Regions from separate parts of the Homo sapiens genome. Here all the other regions are linked to region 3. A link is an interaction called in ENCODE POLR2A ChIA-PET data of the cell type or tissue named here. Cell type or tissue: HepG2. All regions are shown on one strand.

Region 1 (4,000 bases), 150 kb after region 3:
AACTACAAGAGAAAAATACCGTACCGAGGTTCATGTAGCAACTTCCTAAATGATCGTGTAAGTCTTCTCTGGAGCTCCATTCATACTCGCAGCCCACAGTCTTTTGCATTTGGTCCAGTTGGCATTAAGATGCAGTTGTGCATGGTGAAGACTGTGCCACTCTTTGGGGCATGGAGACAGGCCTTGGGATGGACCCCTCTCCTATGTTAACTAATTCCTTTGTTTCTTCTCCTCCCACAATTAGCCTCTGAGAACCAGAATGGGAATGGACTGAGTGCCCCACCAGGTCCCGGTGGTGGCCCACATCCCCCTCATACTCCCTCCCACCCACCCAGCACCCGAATCACTCGAAGCCAGCCCAACCACACACCTGCAGGCCCGCCTGGCCCTTCCAGCAACCCTGTTAGTAACGGCAAAGAAACCCGGAGGAGCAGCAAGAGATAGCATGACATTCTTTCTTCCTGCCACCAACCACATCCCAAGTGTCCCCTGGAGAGCAAGATAGCCTTCCACTGATTGGCTGGTGTAGCAGTATTTTAGCCACTGAACTTCAGTGGAGGGTGGTGAGCAGTGTCCTTATCCACCCTAATCTCATACTCCCTCATTGTCCAGCTGAACTACCTGTCCCCTGGGAGTCAGGACCCTCTGCCTGCTCTCTTTCCTCTTTAGAAATGGCAGTTACTGGCTGGGCGCAGTGGCTCACGCTTGTAATCCCAGCACTTTGGGAAGCCGAGGTGGGCGGATCACCTGAGGTCGGGAGTTCAAGACCAGCCTGACCAACATGGAGAAACCCCGTGTCTACTAAAAATACAGAATTAGCCAGGCATGGTGGCGTATGCCTGTAATCCCAGCTACTTAGGAGGCTGAGGCAGGAGAATCTCTTGAAACCGGGAGGCGGAGGTTGAGGTGAGCCGAAATTGCACCATTGCACTCCAGCCTGGGCAATAAGAGCGAAACTCCATCTCAAAAAAAAAAGAAAGAAAGAAAGAAAGAAAGAAAGAAATGGCAGTTACCATCTGTTTCTTCTGTGTGAGACATGGGAGTCTAACTGAAGTCTCTCCTTCCTAATAAATGTTACCACTCTACTCTGTGTTGGACTCCTTTGCTTTCTGTGGGAAAAGGAAGAGGTTAGCAACTAGGCATTTGGGAAGGTGGGGTGTCCCTAGAAGGTGGAAGGAAAATAGGTTACAGGTAAGGAGGCCCAGGCAAAGCAGACCTGCCCCTTTAAGGTAGTGTCCCTCCCCTACCCCCTCCCTGCAGGTGACCCTTGCCCGCCTGCCTGCCTGCCCCCCCAGCTGGAACCAAGAAGGTTGTGTCCCCCTTCCTCTGGGTGTCCTTGTCTCCTGCTATCAGGTAATGCCAACCTCAACCCCCTGGACCAGTCACCCCGATCAGACTTTGCTTGCCTGATTTTAGGCCAGGTCAGACATCAGAGGAGAGCCCAGATCCTTGTTTCCTCTCCCCCCGCAGGGCTTCCCCTTTCTTGGTCATCGATCCCTAGAGCTCTGGCTCTTTCTCTTCTTGGGGTGAGAAACTGCTAAGAACAGTTTATTTCCCATGCATGCATCTGGGCTTGCCACTGATCTGCCTTTTCCCCCCTCCTCCCCAGGTTAGGGACACCTGGGTCCAACCTTCCCAAGGAATATGGGGATGGGGGTTGGAGATGAAGTTTAGTGCTAGACTGTAAGGTAGGTGGGGTGGAAGTACATGAGGGAAAGGGCTAAAATGGTACTAATGGTGTTAAGGATAGGGTGAATTATTTAAGAGGAAAAAGACTAGGCCCAGGTTCTCCTTAGCCATGTGGCTTTCCCAGGGCAGAGGGTGGCCCCTCCCTACCCAGGGGCCCAGCAGAGACTGACTTTTGATCCCTACCCCAGAGACCAGTGAACCATTAACTCCTCTCTTATGTGAGCCTTCACACACTGGCCCCACCCCTGACCCCGCCCCAAGGCAGGTGGGCTAGGAGGGGGTGCATGTCCATCTCAGCCTTCTATGTGACGTGGCCTCCGATCCACCTGGACACCTGGAGGCTAAGCCTGGATTCCCCCTTCCCTGACTCAGGAACTGCTTAACGTCTACAGCAAGGCCTAATAGGGGACCTGAGGTGACAGCTCTTATGTTGCCAGTAGGGGTGAGGCCCTGGGGATTGAGGGGGGATAAAGAGGTGGGGCAAAGTTGAGGGGTGGGGTTTAGGGGACAAGGAATGGACGGTCAGCTCTGGATGAAGTATGAGGAGAGCTCTGACTCAGGGAGGTGCTCCAGGAACCAGCAAACAAGAGGCTGCTCCCGCAGGAGGCAGTGTGAAGGGAGAAAGAAGGCTGCAGTAGGGGCTGCTGCTGGACTCGGTGGGGAGCAGGTGCAAGGAGCTCTGGCTCCCCCATGGACCTGAGCTGGAGAGCAGAGCGCAGCTCCAGCCCATTCCTCATTCTTCCAGGGCACAGTCCTCAGGATGTTTCGGGGAGAATAGGAGCCAGAACCTGAGCCCCTAAGCTATTCCCCTCACCAATGATGGGGTCCCCAGTGAGTCATCTGCTGGCCGGCTTCTGTGTGTGGGTCGTCTTGGGCTGGGTAGGGGGCTCAGTCCCCAACCTGGGCCCTGCTGAGCAGGAGCAGAACCATTACCTGGCCCAGCTGTTTGGCCTGTACGGCGAGAATGGGACGCTGACTGCAGGGGGCTTGGCGCGGCTTCTCCACAGCCTGGGGCTAGGCCGAGTTCAGGGGCTTCGCCTGGGACAGCATGGGCCTCTGACTGGACGGGCTGCATCCCCAGCTGCAGACAATTCCACACACAGGTACTGACCCCTTCCTCCACTCCACAGGGCCACATCTCCCAGGTCCTCTCAGTGCTTGCCCCCAGTTGCCTCGTTCTGGCTTCCTCACGAGATCCCTGGAGTTACAAATTCTTCAGAACCGAGCTCCTTGGTATCTCTTCAAAACCTCTCATGCTTCTATTGCCTTCTCTCTCTTTTCTTGAGACTGGGGGTCTCGCTTTGTCACCCAGGCTAAAGTGCAGTGACACATTCACGGCTCACTGCAACCTCTGCTTCCCAGGCTGAAGCCATCCTCCCACCTCAGCCTCCTGAGCAGCTGGGACCATAGGCACACACCACCACAGCCGGCTAATTTTAAAAATTTTTTACAGAGACAAGGGTTTCGCTGTGTTGCCCAGGCTGGTCTCAAACTCCTGGGCTCAGCTCAGCGATCTGCCTGCCTCAGCTTCCCAAAGTGCTGGGACTACAGATGTGAACTACCACCCTAGCCCTCCGTTGCCTTCTAATTCTCTCCTCCTCCAAATCTCTAAGCCCTTAAATTTCTTGCTCTTAGTATCACTGTTCAGTGTCTCTGGGCTGATTTGGCTCCAAATTCGTAGACTTCTTTTTTCTTTTCTTTTCTTTTTTTTTTTTTTTTTTTTTTGAGACAGAGTCTCGCTCTGTCGCCCAGGCTGGAGTGCAGTGGTGTGATCTTGGCTCACTGTAACCTCTGCCTCCCCGGTTCAAGCGATTCTCCTGCCTCGGCCTCCTGAGTAGCTGGGATTACAGGCACACACCACCACGCCGGGCTAATTTTTGCAATTTTAGTAGAGACGGGGTTTCACCATTTTGGTCAGGCTGGTCTCGAACTTCCAACCTCAGGTGATCCACCCACCTCAGCCTCCCAAAGTGCTGGGATTACAGGCGTGAGCCACCGTGCCCAGCCATTCGTAGCCCTTTTGGTTGTCGTCCTTTTTTTTCTGTCCCCCCCAGTGGCAGAAAATGGACAACTCACAGATCTTCCTAAGAATGACATTCCATGGTTTCTGGGTCCCAGGATCTCCAGTCAGTGGCTAGTCCCCCCATTCCCCCTAAAATCCCTGGGAGCCTCTCAAAGCGGGTTGATAGAGAACACAAGGGAGGCTGACTTGCTGTCTCATCCATTCCAGGCCACAGAACCCTGAGCTGAGTGTGGATGTCTGGGCAGGGATGCCTCTGGGTCCCTCAGGGTGGGGTGACCTGGAAGAGTC
Region 2 (4,000 bases), 120 kb after region 3:
TGGCACGATCTCGGCTCACTGCAAGCTCCGCCTCCTGGGTTCACGCAATTCTCCTGCCTCAGCCTCCCGAGTAGCTGGGACTACAGGCGCCCGCCACCACGCCTGGCTAATTTTTTTTTTTATATTTTTAGCAGAGACGGGGTTTCACCATGTTAGCCAGGATGGTCTCGATCTCATGACCTCGTGATCCGCCCGCCTCGGCCTCCCAAAGTGCTGGGATTACAGGCATGAGCCCCCGCGCCTGGCCAATCTTTTCAACAAATTAGGGTTACACAAAAAAAGGTGGTTTCATGAACCCAGATAGAGGGTAAAAGAGAAATAACCTGATGTAATTCGTGGTCCTGGATTGGACCCAGGTTTAGACACAAATTAGCTACAAAAGGACTTTTCAGACAGGTGCAATGGCTCACACTTGTAATCCCAACACTTTGGGAGGCTGAGGTGGGCAGATCACTTGAGCTCAGGAGTTTGAGACCAACCTGGGCAACATGGTGAAACCCTGTCTCTACAAAATATACAAGAAACAAATCAGCTGGGCATGGTGGTGCACATCTGTGGTCCCAGCTGCTTGGGAGGCTGAGATGGGAGGACTGCTTGAGCCCAGCAGGAGGTCAAGGCTATAGTGAGCTGTAGTGAGTCGTGATTGTGCCACTGCACTCTAGCCTAGGTGACAAGAGTGAGATCCTGTGTCAAAAAAAAAAAAAAGACTTTTCTTGGGACAATTAGGGTAATGTAAACATGGGTTTGTAGTAGATTATTCATTATACATTGTTAATTGTAAACACTTGTTATTTAGGTAATGTCAAAAATATTTTTATTTTTCCAATGTATATACTGAAGTAAAAAATTAAGACAATGAAGCCAGGTGCAGTGGCTCACACTTGTAATCCCAGCACTTTGGGAGGCCAAGGCAGGTGGATTCCTTGAGCTCAGGAGTTTGAGACCAGCCTCAGCAACATGGTGAAACCCCATCTCTACAAAAAATACAAAAAATTAGCCCGGTGTGGTGGCGCATGCCTGTGGTCCCAGCTACCTAAGAGGCTGAGGTAGGAGGATCACTTGAGCCTGGGAGGTGGAGGTTGCAGTGAGCCAAAATTACGTCATGCACTCCAGCCTCAGCTACAGAGCCAGACCCTATCTAAAAAAAAAAAAAAAAAAAAAAAAAAAATTAAGACAGTGTATCAAAGTCACTGAAAGAGATGAAACAAAAAAAATTTTACTAGTATTAAAACAGATTAAGACAATTCCAGGTGCAGTAGCCCCAGCTACTCCAGAAGCTGAAGTGGGAAGACCACTAGAGCCCAGGAGTTTGAGGCTACAGTGAGCTATATGATGGTGCCACTGCACTCCAGTCTGGGTGACAGTGTTCTTTCTACTCCCTCCTTCCCCCAGTTCTCCTGACCTTAAAAGTTTAGAACAGGTTGGCAAATTTTTTTCTGTAAAAGACCAAGTATTTTAGGCTTTGTTCCAGCTACTTAACCCTGCTGTTGTAATGTGAAAGCAGCCACAGACAATATATAAACAAGTGGGCATAACTGTATTCCAATAAAGTTTTTTACAAAAGCAGGCAGTGGGGTTGTAACCTGTAGTTTGCTGACCTCTGACCTATAACAAGTAACACTTCCTGAAAAGCCTTTCCTGATACCCATCAGAATCAGGAGCTTTATCGTCCTTGGCTCACATATTACTAGTAAATCCACTTAGCACATTTATGATCCCTTATTATATATTCATCTCCATTAGGGACTAAGTTCTTTGCAGGTAGGTGCCATTTTGCTACATAAGCCTCCTCATGTTCACTCTAGTGAGTATCTCACAGGGCAGACATTCAATGAATATTTGTTTCTAAAAATCGTATCTTCTGTAAAAGGACAATATGACACCATTCATAACATTCACAAGAATGAGCAGCAAGTTCTAAAAGTAATTTTAAAGGAGTTTAAGGGGGGAAAAGCACTGCTAATGTCACTAGGATACATACATTGCCTCTTATGCTCTATACTGTGACATGCTTATCAGTATTTTATAAACATACCTTGTGTGCATAGAAGCGCAGACTCAGCACAGAAATGCCTTTTTTTTTTTTTTCAAGCCACTAGAGTATCAAGAGTACTATTAGGTTTACATCAGGTGCATGATAAATGCTCAAATTTAAAACAAACTTCTGGGAGGAGGAAAAGATATCCCTTTTTCTTTTCTTTTCTTTTTTTTTTTTGAGACAGGCTCTTGCTCTGTCACCAGGCTGGAGTGCAGTGGCATGATCTCAGCTCACTGCAACCTCCACCTCCCAGGTTCAAGCGATTCTTGTGCCTTAGCCTTCCAAGGAGCTGGGATCATAGTGGCGTCCCACCATGTCTGGCTATCCTTTTTCTTATGACAGGGAAAGGTAGCAGCAAATACTTATGAAGACTGGTTTTTTTTTTTTTTTTTTTGAGACGGAGTCTTGCTCTGTTGCCCAGGCTGGAGTGCAGTGGCGTGATCTCAGCTCACTGCAAGCTCCGCCTCCCAGGTTCACACCATTCTCCTGCCTCAGCCTCCTGAGTAGCTGGGAGGACAGGCGCCTGTCCGGCTAATTTATTTATATTTTTAGTAGAGACAGGGTTTCACCATGTTAGCCAGGATGGTCTCGATCTCCTGACGTTGTGATCCACCCACCTTGGCCTCCCAAAGTGCTGGGATTACAGACGTGAGCCACCGTGCCCGGCCTATGAAGACTTTTTTTTTTTTTTTTTTTTTTAGACGGAGCCTTGCTCTGTCGCCCAGGCTGGAATGCAGTGGCCCAATCTCTGCTCACTGCAAGCTCTGCCTCCCGGGTTCACGCCATTCTCCTGCCTCAGCCTCCTAAGTAGCTGGGACTACAGGTGCCTGCCACCACGCCCGGCTAATTTTTTGTATTTTTAGTAGAGACGGGGTTTCACTGTGTTAGCCAGGATGGTCTCGAACTCCTGACCTTGTGATCCACCCACCTCGGCCTCCCAAAGTGCTGGGATTACAGGCGTGAGCCACCGCGCCCGGCTATGAAGACTATTTTTATAAGTAAATAATTATGAAACCTCTGCAAGTACATTTCCCTCCTCACATTTACGTTCTTAGCTAGGAAACACTGGGAGGTAGAGACTTCTCTGCCTGCAAAGGAATTCTAGATTCTAAAGCAAAGTTGCTTGTGGGACAAAGGAAAAAGATATATACATATCTTCTGTAGAAATTATCCCAAAAACTCAGGACCACTCAGGGAAGACATGGAATTTAGGATAAAGGCAGACCCTGGGAAGCACACAGTTCAGATCACTAGAGAGCTTTGGCTGCTACAGAACAGGAGATAGGAGGGAAGAATGCAGGAGGGTACATGGGAAAGCAGCTGTGAAGTGCACACTACTCCCAGACATCCTCCTGAAAGAGAAGTTAGCACTAAGATAAGGGTAGGTAACAAAGTAAGGAAGAAAGGGAATTAAGGTGAGAGAAAGGCAAAAGCAGAGGGGAAACCTTCTCAAGAAAGGGAGTAATGCTGAAGAATTTAGAGAGTTGAGTAAAAGGTTTATTATTAGTGCAGTCAACACCATGGAACAGCACATACAACACAACCAGCAACCTGCAGAGACACTAGTGCAAAGGGTAGGGAAGCCTTTCACTGAGCTTCCTGGCTCCATCTGAGGGTAAGGACAGGACAGTATGAGCCTTGGTTAAGGCAGGTAGGGGAAAGGGGAGTGGAAGAAATGTAGTAACCAGAGTAAGTATAGCAGCGTTTTCAAATTCCTGAGCACAATGTCCCAGAGCTGGAACCCTACTCCCCTCAAGCTTTCCACCCCAATCCCAGTGGAGCCATGATCCAACTACCCAGACCTGCAGCAAGCTAGCCTGGAATAAAATTCTGAGAGGAAGCCATTACATGGTGGGGAGGAGCCTTTCTATCTCCAACCACACTCCCACCTCCATATTAAAATAATCACACCTATTATCTCTCCCCTTCTCTTACTCTGCCAGTCACTCTAGGGATCAAGGT
Region 3 (4,000 bases):
TCCTCGATCTGCTCCGCCAAGTTGCGGGACCGCGGGGCGTGGCACGCTCGGGGCAGGCGGTCCGAGGCTCCGCAATCCCTACTCCAGCCTCGCGCGGGAGGGGGCGCGGCCGTGACTCACCCCCTTCCCTCTGCGTTCCTCCCTCCCTCTCTCTCTCTCTCTCACACACACACACCCCTCCCCTGCCATCCCTCCCCGGACTCCGGCTCCGGCTCCGATTGCAATTTGCAACCTCCGCTGCCGTCGCCGCAGCAGCCACCAATTCGCCAGCGGTTCAGGTGGCTCTTGCCTCGATGTCCTAGCCTAGGGGCCCCCGGGCCGGACTTGGCTGGGCTCCCTTCACCCTCTGCGGAGTCATGAGGGCGAACGACGCTCTGCAGGTGCTGGGCTTGCTTTTCAGCCTGGCCCGGGGCTCCGAGGTGGGCAACTCTCAGGCAGGTAAGTGGCGCGAGAGCACCGGCGGGCTCGGCACCTGGGAGCCGGAACCCAGTGCGCGCAGCCTCGGAGGGTATGGGCACGGTCTCAGGCGGCGCGGGGTTGTGGGTGCTGCCCCCGGTTTGCCAGGACCACCTGGGAGAGGGGCGGTCAGGCTCGGGTTATCGGCGTGGTCCGGCCGAGGGCGGCATTCCGGGACCCTCACGCCACCCTTCTCCAGAGCGTCGCCGACCCTCTAATTGGTCTCCCCAGAAGAGGCTGAGGCCGAAACAGTAGTTCACACTTCTGAGGGGCCCTGCAGGGAGGGGAGCAGGGAACTTCATTCTGTAAACAGGAGGTGCTTGGAGGTGGGGGCCTTGGCGGGAAGGGTCTCGGTTTGCTCGCCAACCCCCTGCCCCCCACCCGCGCCGATTTCAGCTACCCCTAGTTTCGTTGTTTTGCCGACAGGGCGGAGCTACAGAAGGTTGGAGGGGGTTGTTGTTCTCTGGTGTTGGAAAAACAGGAGCGGCACCTCCTCTTCCGTGAGTGAGCCTGCCCTGGGGAGGTCTGAGATTAACCAGAGGGCCAAGTTCAGGTGACATCAGGCAGGAGGCCCAACAGAGGCTGGCGCCCCCTTTCCTCAGTATAGCAGAGCTTAAGCAACATCTCTTTGTCAAGACCCAGGTCAACACAACTCATATTTATTGAGCATCTACTATACACAAGGCCCTGGGCCAGGAGCTGTAAGGGCAAGGATGTCCAGCCTCTGGTCTTTTCTCTCCCCAACCTGAGGATCAAGAGGGCACCTCTGCTACTTTCTAAGCCTCCTGCCTTGGGGAGTCCTTCCTGGGCTCAGCTTGTGCCTCCCGCCCCCATTTTGCTTATTGTCTGACACTGTCTCTAGGACCCTAGACAGAGCCCCGGATTGCTCTTCTCCAGTCCTCCCCCGACTCCCATGCTATCTGAGCCCACCCCTTTGGGGTGTCTCTGGGACCGTGGACACCTGAGGACTGAAGTTCTGTGGATCTCCTCCCCTCCCCTCAGATCTCAGCTTGGGGTTTGGCACAGCCAGGGCCCCTTCCCCAGTGTGGGAGTGGAAGAAACCACCTGTGCTTCCCTCACAGTTGCTGGGCCTAAATTTAGATCCTGGGATTTTTAGATGTGAACACTCCCAGCTGGTGGAGGGGGGTGGTCTGGGGACTGGCGTGGGAGGGAGCAGTGGAGTGACTGTATAACTGTCCCATCCAGACTCCTGCAATCTTCACCCAGAAACCCAGGAGTACCAGAGTCTGGCCACCCTCCCTGGGGAGGCAGGAGGCAGGCATGGTTGGGTCTCTTTACCCTTTATCTGGGTCCTGCAGCCTCTGGGCATCCGGCCCTGTCTCAGTCCTTCTATAGCCCCTTTGTCCTGGCTGTGATGGGGGTGGGGGATGTTGGAGGGGAGGCCTCTGGTTGAGGAGGGGCTGGAGATTCTGGCTCTATCCCACCCCTAGTGCTCTCTACCAAAGGAGGGCCTGTGACACTGCCCCTCCCTATGCTCCCGGTTCCTGGGTACAGCAGGGATTTTTATGATTCCCTTCCCCTGCCCTGCTCCCCAAGCTGCCTAGCTCCTCCCCAGAGGTGTTGTTTGTGCTCCCTTCCTGCCCAGGCCCTTTGCCCCCTGTTTGTGTAATATGGACTTTACCCTCAGGGTAGCAGGGAACTGGGCTACCTCTAACACTGTAGCCTTCCAAGCACAGACACAAAGTCTGCACAAACACTTATGGGCACGTGGGATAGATGGGGCCACCTGAAATACTTCCTGCAAGGAAACCCAACTATAGATTCCTGAGCCAGCAGGACCAATGTGTACGTGTTCGTGTGTACATTGTGTGTGTATGTGTGTGCCCACACTACTACTTCCCTGTGCAGAAAGCTTGGCTCCTCCCTTATCTGGGGAGAAGTGTTGGCACTATAACTTGGGAAAGGGGGTATCCTGCCAGGAAGGGGATTGGGGTGGGGCTGTTCCAGAAATGACTAACCTTCCTAGTCTCTTTCATTTCAACCCAAGGACCCTGGAGTTCCCAGCTCCTCTGGAACTAGCTCTCTTTGCTGGGACTAGCCAACCTTCATGGGGAGTGATAAGGAGCCCTCCAAGGTCAAGAAGTCAGACTAGGGGTGTATGTTATAGGAGGGATTGGGGCCTCACCAGTCTCCCTCCCTCCATTCCCACTGTTGCCTCCCACTGAGCTACCACCGCCTCAGGGAAGGGTGGCTGGAACAGGTGGTATCTACCCCCTACTCCCCACCCCACACATGGTCTTTCCCTGAACCAGAGGAAAGAGACTGGGGTAGGGCTTCAGAGTCCAGGACTTCCCATAGCCCGTTGTCCACCACATTTGCAAAGAAGAGTGAACTCCCAAGGCTGACATGCCATGTACCTCTAGTCTAGGCTCTCCCCTAGTGTGGGTGAGGATTGCCATGGTGAAAGGCTTTTTCATGAACCTCTTCTAACAATGAAATTGTGTGGAGGCTCAATATGGGGCATCTGCTACTATCTCTCTCCAGGTTCCTCTGTATTTGCTGAAAAATACTCTAGGGCTGGAAAGTGATGCTGAGGTTGCTAGAGTGTGTTGGGATGGGGGAGAGAGTGAGAAGGAAACCCTGAGTTTAGGAAGGCGGGGAGGCAACTAGCTCCTTATCTTTCAGCTTTAAAGACAAAGCTCCCATTGACCCCCCCTCACCCCAGCACTGCCAGAGCTCCCCCCTCTACTGAGGTCACTTGTCTGAGCCCAAGGCTTGAGGGTGGAGGGGAGTGCTGCTGAGGACGGGGTGTCTAGGGACAGGGTGGGGCAGCCCCCCTCCTGGATAGAATCGCCTCATTGTGGGCTGGACTGTGGCCCCAGGCACTGCCCCCACCCTCTGCCCCCATCCCACCCTCAGTAGACACAATAGGGGCTGTGTACTAGTCCCAAAGAGATATTTATTCCAGGACCTAGAGAGAGGCAGGATGAGGGTAGAGAAGTGAGTGCCCTAGTTGGAGGGGGAGAGGAGGGTAATCAAAGTTGCGGCCTTTTCCTAACTTCTCTTTTCTAGGGAGAGAAACAAATTCCCTGTCTTCCTTCTCAGTTAACCCCTTAGTACCCAAAAGAAGCACAGAGGGGTCCCAGGTTGAAAAAGGAAATCTTTTCACCTTCCCATTCATGGAATGGTAAGGGGATTCTGAGAAGAGAGAAAGCTCTCAGGCCACTACAGCTTCTGCCTATCGCTTGTGGGAGGGTTGGAGGCAAATGCCATCTGATCCTGTCTAATGTAACTGGAAGAGGGCAACCAAGGGGGTGATCTTTGGGGATGGCAGATGGGCTGAGAATTTGTGTCCAGCCCTCAGCCACTCTTCCCTCTGCTTTGAACAGTGTGTCCTGGGACTCTGAATGGCCTGAGTGTGACCGGCGATGCTGAGAACCAATACCAGACACTGTACAAGCTCTACGAGAGGTGTGAGGTGGTGATGGGGAACCTTGAGATTGTGCTCACGGGACACAATGCCGACCTCTCCTTCCTGCAGGTTAGTGAGCCCACCCTCCTTCCTCAACCTGCTCCTCTTTAT

The links. ChIA-PET counts read pairs that join two places held together with the same protein. Peaks named below come from ENCODE experiments on the same cell type or tissue, not always from the same donor. Only the 100,000 strongest peaks of a DNase experiment are listed, where the experiment ranks them.
Region 1: POLR2A ChIA-PET joins it to region 3 with 9 read pairs; 7 of 35 experiments call an interaction of 5 or more read pairs at or near these places.
Region 2: POLR2A ChIA-PET joins it to region 3 with 5 read pairs; 4 of 35 experiments call an interaction of 5 or more read pairs at or near these places.

Annotation. Positions count from the first base shown.
Region 1 is chr12:56,228,770-56,232,769 of GRCh38, forward strand. NABP2 (nucleic acid binding protein 2) reads left to right here. Exons shown (of 7, transcript NM_024068.4): 7 at 245-1,085. The coding sequence ends at 444. It overlaps SLC39A5 (solute carrier family 39 member 5), which reads left to right and starts at 1,282. Exons shown (of 13, transcript NM_173596.3): 1 at 1,282-1,353; 2 at 1,471-1,526; 3 at 2,062-2,104; 4 at 2,435-2,792; 5 at 3,920-4,000. The coding sequence starts at 2,506. In HepG2, no CTCF peak of the experiment used is centred here; a DNase peak (open chromatin) is centred at 1,892; H3K4me3 peaks cover 1,998 bases.
Region 2 is chr12:56,200,988-56,204,987 of GRCh38, forward strand. It overlaps RNF41 (ring finger protein 41), which reads right to left. Exons shown (of 7, transcript NM_005785.4): 7 at 1,192-4,000. Among named protein-coding and RNA genes, the nearest start is that of TRS-CGA4-1, 13 kb to the left of the region's middle. In HepG2, no CTCF peak of the experiment used is centred here; no DNase peak of the experiment used is centred here.
Region 3 is chr12:56,079,945-56,083,944 of GRCh38, forward strand. It overlaps ERBB3 (erb-b2 receptor tyrosine kinase 3), which reads left to right and starts at 221. Exons shown (of 28, transcript NM_001982.4): 1 at 221-438; 2 at 3,807-3,958. The coding sequence starts at 357. RefSeq lists an enhancer at 1-868. In HepG2, CTCF peaks have their summits at 110 and 1,031; DNase peaks (open chromatin) are centred at 117, 997, 2,107 and 3,287; H3K4me3 peaks cover 3,600 bases.